Linked DNA regions of Homo sapiens: region 2 is linked to region 1. A link is an interaction called in ENCODE POLR2A ChIA-PET data of the cell type or tissue named here. Cell type or tissue: PC-3. All regions are shown on one strand. Region 1 overlaps FAM120A (family with sequence similarity 120 member A). Region 2 overlaps FAM120A (family with sequence similarity 120 member A).

What was found. ChIA-PET counts read pairs that join two places held together with the same protein. Peaks named below come from ENCODE experiments on the same cell type or tissue, not always from the same donor. Only the 100,000 strongest peaks of a DNase experiment are listed, where the experiment ranks them.
Region 2: POLR2A ChIA-PET joins it to region 1 with 8 read pairs; 5 of 35 experiments call an interaction of 5 or more read pairs at or near these places.

The regions. Positions count from the first base shown.
Region 1 is chr9:93,471,225-93,476,224 of GRCh38, reverse strand. FAM120A (family with sequence similarity 120 member A) reads right to left here. Exons shown (of 18, transcript NM_014612.5): 2 at 4,838-5,000. Among named protein-coding and RNA genes, the nearest start is that of FAM120AOS, 20 kb to the right of the region's middle. In PC-3, no CTCF peak of the experiment used is centred here; a DNase peak (open chromatin) is centred at 2,674; H3K27ac peaks cover 748 bases.
Region 2 is chr9:93,532,775-93,537,774 of GRCh38, reverse strand. The region is part of intron 10 of FAM120A (family with sequence similarity 120 member A); the gene reads right to left. Among named protein-coding and RNA genes, the nearest start is that of PHF2, 41 kb to the left of the region's middle. In PC-3, no CTCF peak of the experiment used is centred here; no DNase peak of the experiment used is centred here.

The sequences.
Region 1 (5,000 bases):
ATCATCTTAAGTAACATAGGGAAACTTTCAAAAGTGCTGCATATTGTCACCTATAGTAGAAAACTTTCAAACAGAAACTGAGAACAAATCTTCATCTCTTAACATAAAGCGACATACAGCAGGCAGAATCTTTGCAGCTGCTTCAAGAATGACGGGAATTTCTAGTGCAGTCCCAACAGCATTCAACCTAAGAACTGCATAAAACTGAAACAACTTCACAGCACAGTATTAAAAATAAACACCAGTTTGCAAAAGGTCAGTCTGACAATGTCAGGATATCAAATACCAATTAGATTCAAGTTTTCATTTGTTCATGAAATGACTATGGTTCAAGCTTTCATCTGTTCATGAAATAGCTACGGTTCAAAATTACATAAAAACACCAAATGTGAAATCTGCACAATTATAAAACCTTTCTTAGCAAGATTAAATGACAATGACTGCTGATTGTAACATGAATCAACACCCTTCTCCCATAATTTCCATCACCACCCACAAACATATGTGAAAAGGCCCATCCTACAGTAATACTCATGAGGCCATTAAGCTGCTCATCCTATCACCAGTGCTGTCACAGTCTACAAACAAAACTGTATTCAATTGAGAAACTATATTTGGGGGTAATACTCTACTTTCATAATAATGTTCGTATGCCTGGTATACCTGATCTTTAGTAGGTTAGCTATCTCATTGAAATCTCAAAGCAGTAATTTCCTAAATAACCATGATTTTTATAACATTACTTAATCACCTCCACATTATGATAGCAAATTCATTAATTTGCTACTAACAGAATGCAACACAAACTAAGACCATTTGGAATATTGCTACGTTATAATATAGGTTGAGCATCCGTAGTCCAAAATGATGTAAAGTCTGTAAAATCTGATGTAAAATCTGAAACTTTTTCAACATCAACATGATGCAAGTGGAAAATTCCACACCTGTGCTCATAAGATGGGTCACAGTCAAAAGGCGGTCAAAATGTTGTTTCCTGCACAAAATTATTTAAAATGTTTTACAAAATTACCTTTAAACTATGTGTATAAGGTATATATGAAACATAAATGACTTTCATGCTGACTTGGGTCCCATCTTTAAGATACTTCATTAGGCATATGCAAATACTCTAAAATACTTCTGGTCCTAAGCATTTCAGATAAGGGACACTCCACCTGTATTCCAAACACACAAACACACAAGCCAGAGGTACTGAACTCCCGTGATGTCCAAATGAGCAAATCTGAACCGTAACTGCTCAGGTTTGCTGGCTTGATATTGTTTTCCCGTTAATGGATTGCATAGAATTTCACGGTGAAGAATGAAGTGTCTGGCCGGGCACGGTGGCTCACACCTATAATCCCAGCACTTTGGGAAGCCAAGGTGGGCGGATCATGAGGTCAGGAGATCGAGACCATCCTGGCTAACACGGTGAAACCCCATCTCTACTAAAAATACAAAAAATTAGCAGGGAGTGGTGGCGGTTGCCTGTAGTCCCAGCTACTCGGGAGGCTGAGGTGGGAGAATGGTGTGAACCTGGGAGGCGGAGCTTGCAGTGAGGCGAGATCATGCCACTGCACTCCAGCCTGGGCGACAGAGCAAGACTCTGTCTCAAAAAACAAACAAACAAAAAAAGAACGAAGTGTCCGAAATTTTGGAAGCTTCAATTCGAAATAATATTAAGGCAACTCCAACATTAGTAACAGTCCCTGTGAAAAATTGGGGGGTGAAATACTTAAATGAATATTCCAACATTCCTAAAACAAAATACTTTATATAGCTATACTTTCCATTACAGAAGGGAAAAGAAAAATAAGCTTTCTCATTTGAGCACAGTGAAACTTTTCCAGCCTGGCCAACGTGGTGAAAATTAGCCAGGTGCGGTGGCACACACCTGTAATCCCAGCTACTCGGGAGGCTGAGGCATGAGAATCGCTTGAACCTGGGAGACAGAGGTTGCAGTGAGCCAAGATCGCACCACTGCACTCCAGCCTAGGCAACAGAGAGAGACTCCATCTCAAAAAACAACAACAACAACAACAACAACAAAAACTTAGGAGCTTACCTATAACTTCACTAAACTTTTTGAAGAGATTGCAAGCCCTAAATTAAATTGACAACATATTGCAATTGATTTTTTCATTTATTTCAAAACTTCACAAACTAACAAGCTAGAAAAGTATCAGTTGGCATCATCTTCCAAATACCATATTCAATGTTTCTTAAACAAGATAAACAAGTATTCTTCCATTTTTCAAATGAGCTAAGGCATCCATATTCTAAGAGCATATGATTTTCACATTCAAAGTCAATTAATATGCCAAGTTATTTTACATAGCATTTAAGCAAACATGGAACTTTCCATATAATGTGCCACCCCCATACTCACTTTTAACATCAGAGGAAATATCCTTTTATATTTTAATATTTGAAAATATATTTAAAAGATTCGTTTTAATCCCCAAATCCCCAAAGGCACAAGAGTTCCCTTACTAAGCACTGTATTTGAGATTAGATCCAAACAAACACAAGTTGTGAAATCACAATTTTGTTGACTGACTCATATAGTAAAACATGAAATGCTTTCACAAAATAACATATAAAAAATTATGTGGCCAGGCGCAATGGCTCATGCCTGTAATCCCAGCACTTTGGGAGGCTCAGGCAGGTGGATCGCCCTGAGCTCAGGAGTTGGAGACCGGCCTGGCCAACATGATGAAACCCTGTCTCAACCAAAAACACACAAAAAACTTTAGCCGGATGTGGTGGCATGCACCTGTAGTCCCAACTACTTGGGAAGTTGAGATGGGAGGATCACTTGAGCCTGGGAGGTGGAGGTTGCAGTGAGCCGAGATTGCACCACTGCACTCCACTCTAGGCAACAGAGTAAAAACCTGTTTCAACAACAAAAAAAGGCTGGGCGCGGTAGCTCACACCTGTAATCCCAGCAAAGACAGAGGTGGGTGGATTGCTTGAGCTCAGGAGTTCAAGACCAGCCTGGCCAACATGGTGAAACCCTGTCTCTACTAAAAATATAAAAATTAACCGGGCGTGGTGGTGGGCGCCTGTAATCCCAGCTTTCAGGAGGCTGAGGCATGAGAACTGCTTGAACCATGCAGGTGGAGGTTGCAGTGACCCAAGATCACACTACTGTACTCCAGCCTGGGCAACAAAGCAAGACTCCATTTAAAAAAAAAAAAAATTGTCCAAAGATATCTTAACGATGAAAACTTGAAAAGCATAGCCTCTGCAGCCCATGGGCTGGCAGTTTGCTGATCTTTTAAAGTTAATCTTTCCCTGCCCAGTCCCCATTTTCTGGTAAGGTTTCTAGGAGGTCTGTTGGTATACATCCTACAACTTATTGACTTAAAATGTACTCTCCTTTGAGACCGATTGGGAGAAATAGAAATCAATAGCGCAATCGTTTTGATACTGAATATTGAAAAGTGTCTCTTTGAAATAAAGAACCAGTCCCTCCAAAAAAATAAAAATAAATTGTGACTCCTTACAATTTCTAGTTGTGTAAAACTGTTTTGGAATGTTTATAAAAATCTTTCTGATAACTAGGCATTTCTAAAAATAATCCACAATATAATCCCCTCTTGAACAGGACTGGATTGGACTGCTAGCCTCTATAGAATATATACTGCAAGGGAGCACAGTAACTGAGCACTAGAGACCACACAGCTTCCCAAACTGGCCTTGTGTGTCCAAAACAGCCCCAAATCCCATCAGATTCATGGATTCTAATCACAGGAGTGCCTCCCTCCAAAACATGTTTACTTATATTTGGACACAATTCTTATAAACTAAGTAAACTAGAGCTGGATATTAAAGTAGGGTGAGACAAGCACAATGAAAGCATAAGAAAGGGTAGCTGACAAAAGAGCAAAGAAAGAAAACACACAATGCAAATATAAAGTGACAGACAAATATATTACTTCTTGGGAATTTTTTTTTTTTTGGAGACAAAGTCTCACTCTGTCTCCCAGGCTGGAGTGCAGTGGCACGATCTTGGATCACTGCAACCTCCACCTCCCTGGTTCAAGCCATTCTTGTGCCTCAGCCTCCCAAGTAGCTAGGATTATAGGCGCCCACCACCATGCCCGGCTAATTTTTGTATTTTTAGTAAATACAGGGTTTCACCATGTTGGCCAGGCTGGTCTCAAACTCCTGACCTCAGGTGAGCTGCCCACCTTGGCCTCCCAAAGTGCTGGGATTACAGGCGTGGGGGAATTATTTTTAATTAAAGAAAATTAAAATCTAATGTCATAGTTAAAACAAGATTTCATCCTTTCTGGGTATTCAGCATAAGGAATTCCTCCAAGGAAATTTTTTAAAGACATGTATACATTTACTTAAAATGTAGGTGTTGGAAACAAGCTACGATAGCTTATTTTTGTTTCTCTTTTAAAGTAGTGAGTATCCCGAAAATGAGGTGAAAACATAACCATTCTAACCCCATAGCATATTTTCTTCTACTATAAACATAATTTATGTCAAAGGTTTAAATGTCTAATTTACATAGTGACCATGTGTTGACATCTGTGATTTAGAATGTTAGTTTTCCAAAACCTTAAATGAGTTTTTTCACAAAATTAATCTGAACAATTCCTGGATAGAACAATACCTCAACAAACACTTAAGAACAAAAGTAGCACATTAGCTATGCCAAAAAATAATACGAAGCAAGGAATGCTAAGGAAGAGCCCACGCCTTGGTTCTTTTCAATGTGTGATACATATCCAAAACATTCAAGCACAGAAACACTTAAAAGATCAATGTGCTTATCATATGGTCACTCCCTTATAAAATATTTTCACACTGCTCCACCTACCTAAGAGAGCAGCAAAAATAGGAAAACGATTTGGATTCAGGTCCAGTTGCTTGGCAACTTCATGCATCAGATATTGGCTTGTGGTGAGACTTTTCCCGTTCCGGCTCAGTTTTAGGGCATGGGCACTGAAATAGTAGGGGATGTTGCACAGTGCATAATCAGA
Region 2 (5,000 bases), 62 kb before region 1:
TAGTATAATCCACAGTGAGCAGACTTAGTTTACTTTTTATTAGCAATTCCAATTATTAGCACAAATAAAAACATTTCTGAAGCAAACTATACCAGGAAAAAATGCTCCTTTCGGCTTTTCTTGGTGGTTTAAAAATACAGGAATCAATATAGGAAAATCTTTCATAAAAATAGTACTCACCTATAAACTTGCTCCCTCATTCCACATATTTATTTCATGTGTGTATAATTTTTATCTGTCTGCTTCTTATAAGCCTGTTTCTCTTATTTACTTAATTTTGAGGTATTAGGGAAGACTTTTGTAGGAAATGGGAGGCAAGAAACAAAAGCCAATTTTATTAAGATGACGTTAATTTTAAAAATGTGCGAATCACTGAGCTTTACTTTCTGAACTTTGCGCTCTTCAATTATAGCTGGGTATTCTTATTACTCTACAATCTTTTAAAATGTAGGCCTTTTACTCTGTCTCATTTGCCCTCAAACCACTGCAGCCTCTCCCACTGACCCCTGGAAAGAAAGAACCCCAGTGACTGGGAGCGACCAAGAGGCACCCTGAAGGAGGAAAAGCCATTGAGGCATGTAACCACCTCCACCACAGGAACGAGTAGAAGAAACTCGCCACAGCATCTGTATTTTTGCAAGGTGCAGGCTTCAAAGCCAGGAGTTCTTGCGTCAGACCCCGGACTCATCTCGAGGCCCAACCTTTATTCCAGCATCAACAGAAAAGGTCTCTGGGTTCCACCCTCCCTACCAGCAGGTGCCACTATCACCGTGGATCACGTCTGCAGGAATCTGCATGCCCCTGGGTGTTACTAGTTCTCTTCTACGTGCACCACTGGGAGGGCTTAGAATTTCAAGGCATATACTGCCATGATAAGCAAATATTCTTCTGAATTTCCTAAAAGTGAAATTATAGAACTTAGGGATGGAAAGAAAGGCGTGGAAAATAAACTGCCAGCACAGAATACAACGTGACTTTCAAAAGAATTTTTTTTCTTTTTCTTTTTTTGCTATCACCTAGTTCAGGAGCAGAAGGGTTAGAAATTTTTAAAGGTCTCATATCCTACTTTCGCCATATAGTGACTATAAAAATGAAAGTTTGGTAAATCACAGGAAAGCTAGCTGTAAATTATGAACACTTGACCATATGCCTTAATCACTGACTAGGTTTCCAAATGAATATACATGTCTTAAATCTGCTGAGAGTTAAATATTTTTAAGAAACCCTTAAGACTTCAACATGCTTGCCTTTTGAATAGTTCTGTCTGATAATAAGGCCATCTTGGGACATTCTTTATTGTTACAGTGACCATTAACAGGAATATATAGCTGCGCAGATAAGGTTCTGAAGCTATTTTAGGTCACAGATTTTCCATTCAGAAAGGCCACACCAGCTGCTGGAGCAGCAGGCTCTCACTGGAGCCCATATGCAGAGGGCTGGGTTGCCAGATCACATCAGAAAGCCAAGGAAGCAGGGTCGGAGGAGAACGATCCTTCACAGGGACATGGCCTCCCAGGACTCTTTCTTTGGCTTATGGATCTTCTTCCAGTACGCCAATAATTTCATTCAACCTCCATGTGGTCCAAGAGTGGCCATAGATTAGACAGCAAATTTCAACAAGATCTAAATACAATCATTGTTCCATCTTCTCAATCAAGAACTCCTGAGAAACTTTTCAATGTCAGCTTCATTGTGGCACAATGAGACATTTTCCTATCCTATTTAGTGTCAAGAAGCTATAGCACTCTCCTTAGTACAAATATGTGTTACCAATTAATAGATATTTCAAGTAATGAAGTTTAAATCAATGGCCTGAGCAGGGTCAGTATTTAGTCAGCTAAAATCTAATAAACAGGTTATATGGAAGGCATTTTAATGCATGCAATGTTCATGAACACAGATCACACTGTGCACATTACTCAATTCTCAAACAAGGTTGGTTTTGAGCAAGTTGAGAGCATTGAGACTTAACAATCACAAGATATTCTCAAAACAAAAATTTCCCTTCTGGAGAGCTGGTGTTCCAATTACAGTGATAATCATGGATATATCACTGACATAAAAAACTTTTTTATAGGCTTGTTTCCCCCTCTTGAATGTAACTAACGCATGAAACAAGTTCAATTTTATCAGCTCCCTATAAAGACCTAGATTCTAAAGCTGCTTACAAAAATCTCACCCACTGAAATTACAGTACTGAGTAAGGTCTCCCAAATTCTAAACTCAGGTCAAATCTACACATCTTTTCCATTCAGAAATAAATATGTATTTGTCATAGCACATTAACAATGCATTTTTCTAAACACTTAAATTCTAGGGTCTTAACTGTCTAGGCAAAGGTCATCTGCACCTGCCCTATCTTTGACACGTAAAGGCTTCATTTCTGTTTTGGTTCAGTCCATACATCGCTATCCAACTCATCTTTCTAAACAGAAACATCATTTGTACCAAACCTTCAATGGCTCCCCATCTCTACAGAATATCAAAATCAAAGTTCATAAATCACTTGAGCAGAAAAGACTGCAATTTGTTTAGCACTGACCTTTCAAAGCATCTCAGCACTTACGCACACCCTCACACAACAAAGTTTAATTTTCTGACGCACCAAACCGGGTCTTCATCTCCAATAAGTTGTGTGTACCTAAACCAATTATTCATTCTTTCACTGCCTGCTGCACACTGCTCTAAGGGTAATACACACAATAGCAAAAGACATAAATGTTTATGAAATCCTTTTAAAATCTCATTTACCATTGAAGAAGTACTAAACTACCATTGGCAAAGAAGTACTAAACTACAGTGCAGAAAATACCCATGCTCCATGATCAACTAATAAGTGCAGCTGGCTGGGCCTCTGTCCTTTTCCTCAGTGCTAGTTGACTCCCTTTCCCAAACCAAATCTGAGGTATCCTTACCCCCAATCCTTCCTGCCTTCACCAACAAAGATGGCCCCAAAGTATGGACTTCTGCCTCTGCTTCTCCTTCCCACCTAAGTCTACTAATACAAACTCTTTATCAGGACTGTCTAATTTTTTCCTATTCTCTCTGATAAACTCACCTCTCCCCCACTAAATCCTCCCCATTGGCCAAAAAAATAACATAACAATAACCAAACTATTCAGTCTCCCATCCTTAAAAAGAAGGAGAAGAGGAGAGGAGGGAAGGGAGTTCCTGTAAGTTCTCACTTTGAAGATACGGCGTTCCCTTGTCCATCTCAGCCATGTCTCAAGAGAAGACCCAGTGCCACCTGCTGCCACCATCCTGTTTTGTGTTCTCCTGTGTCCCTTTCCTCCTCCACCTACATCAATGGCACCCCCATTCACTTGAGTCATTTCACACTTCCCCAACCCTTCTTGTCTTTTCTTCCTTTGGAAGAAAAGGAGCCACAGGATGGCTCCATTCCTGTGACCTCTGATTCCAGCTGGAGTTGGTGTGCTCAGAGAAGGTCGGGGCAGTCTGACACCATGAAAGCTGTGGCCTGCCCTGGCTTCCACAATCCCCACCTCCCCTCCTGTCCCCCACCACCTACGTGCTCTGCATATTCTGGCCCTTCTGAGAGCCTTCTCTACTGTGCATTAACAGGACAGCCTCTCCCAGGCCCAGACGGAGACCTCCCAACCTAGACCAAGACAGCTGATGGGGAGCTAGCATGAGAAGCACCATCAGCCGTGCGTGCTGCAGACATGCAGCAGGCACGAGGTCAAGACTCCACTTCCTGGGCGTGTTTGGTACTGCAGCACACCAATGATGCCGAATGGCCCAACACTGGAGGGGTAGGGGACTGTCACATCTGACTCCACGGGACAGCACAGAAGCCACAAAGCCTGTTCCTATTCAACCTGAGGTGATCATTGGAAATGCCTGAAGGAGTTTGCTATGTAAAGGTAACTCTGTTTTTAGAACACACAAGCAAATAAAAAAGAATACCTTCTACCATGAAGCCACTGCAGTGCGCTGAAACTGAGGACAAAGGAGCTGCAACACCCAGGATGTCACAGGATTTGGGACTAGACAGAGCCTGCAACACAAGCAGGCTAAGCCCAGGAGAGAGGAACAACTGAAAAAAGGGGGTCTGAGGGCCTGGTCAGCCTGCAGAAGTGAAGGGTAGAGACAGGCCAGGACAAGTGACCAGCCATGTGCAAAGTAAGAAATGTCATTCTTTTGAGAGCAAATGGATCACACAATGTGAGAAAAGAATGAAAACAGGTACATTGAAGAATGTCCTGAACCTTTGAGAAGAATGTCATTTACAATGTTCATTGTTCCACATGGTATCTCCAACCACTGAAGACACAGAGGGTGGAGATGCTCACAGCCCTGCAGAGCGAGCATCACCTCCTGCCAGTGACAGTCACACCAGCAGCTCAGCAATCACTCTCAGGACAACTATCACCAAGGAAAGGTAGTGAGAACTGCTTCACTTTAAAGCCTTACAGATTGCAAGTTTGTCATAGTAATTGCAAACAGAAATATTTTAAATCTAATGAACTTAGGTTAAAGTTCCAAAGCTCAGCACTGCACACAGTCAGTGCTGACAAGGAGCTTCACCATCTCAGGAGGACTGCATTGACCCACCACACAAACAAATAGTCTGTAACTAATTATCCATGGCTCAAAGAATGATCTAGTAATTTACAATTTCCACAATTCATAATATTCTCAGACTGTATGTTTGAGGATTCTTTTCTGTATTTCCAACTAAATATACAGTTACTTTTACATTCCTTACATTAGGAGATAAAATTACCTAGAACAGAAAGGCATCATTTTCTCCAAGTATTACACAGGCCCACTAGAAGATAAAGAAAAATGCTTTGACCTCATCTTTGACCAACTTTTCAAACAATCCTTTTCAGTGTTTCCACCTGCACCCCCCACTCCCAGAGTTGATCAGCTGGAAGTGCACAGGTCTCAGAGGATTCCGAGACAAATCATCACAATCCTGCGACGATCCGTGAGTCCCACGACCTTCGCTACAGCTGCAGAGCCATGCGTGGTGG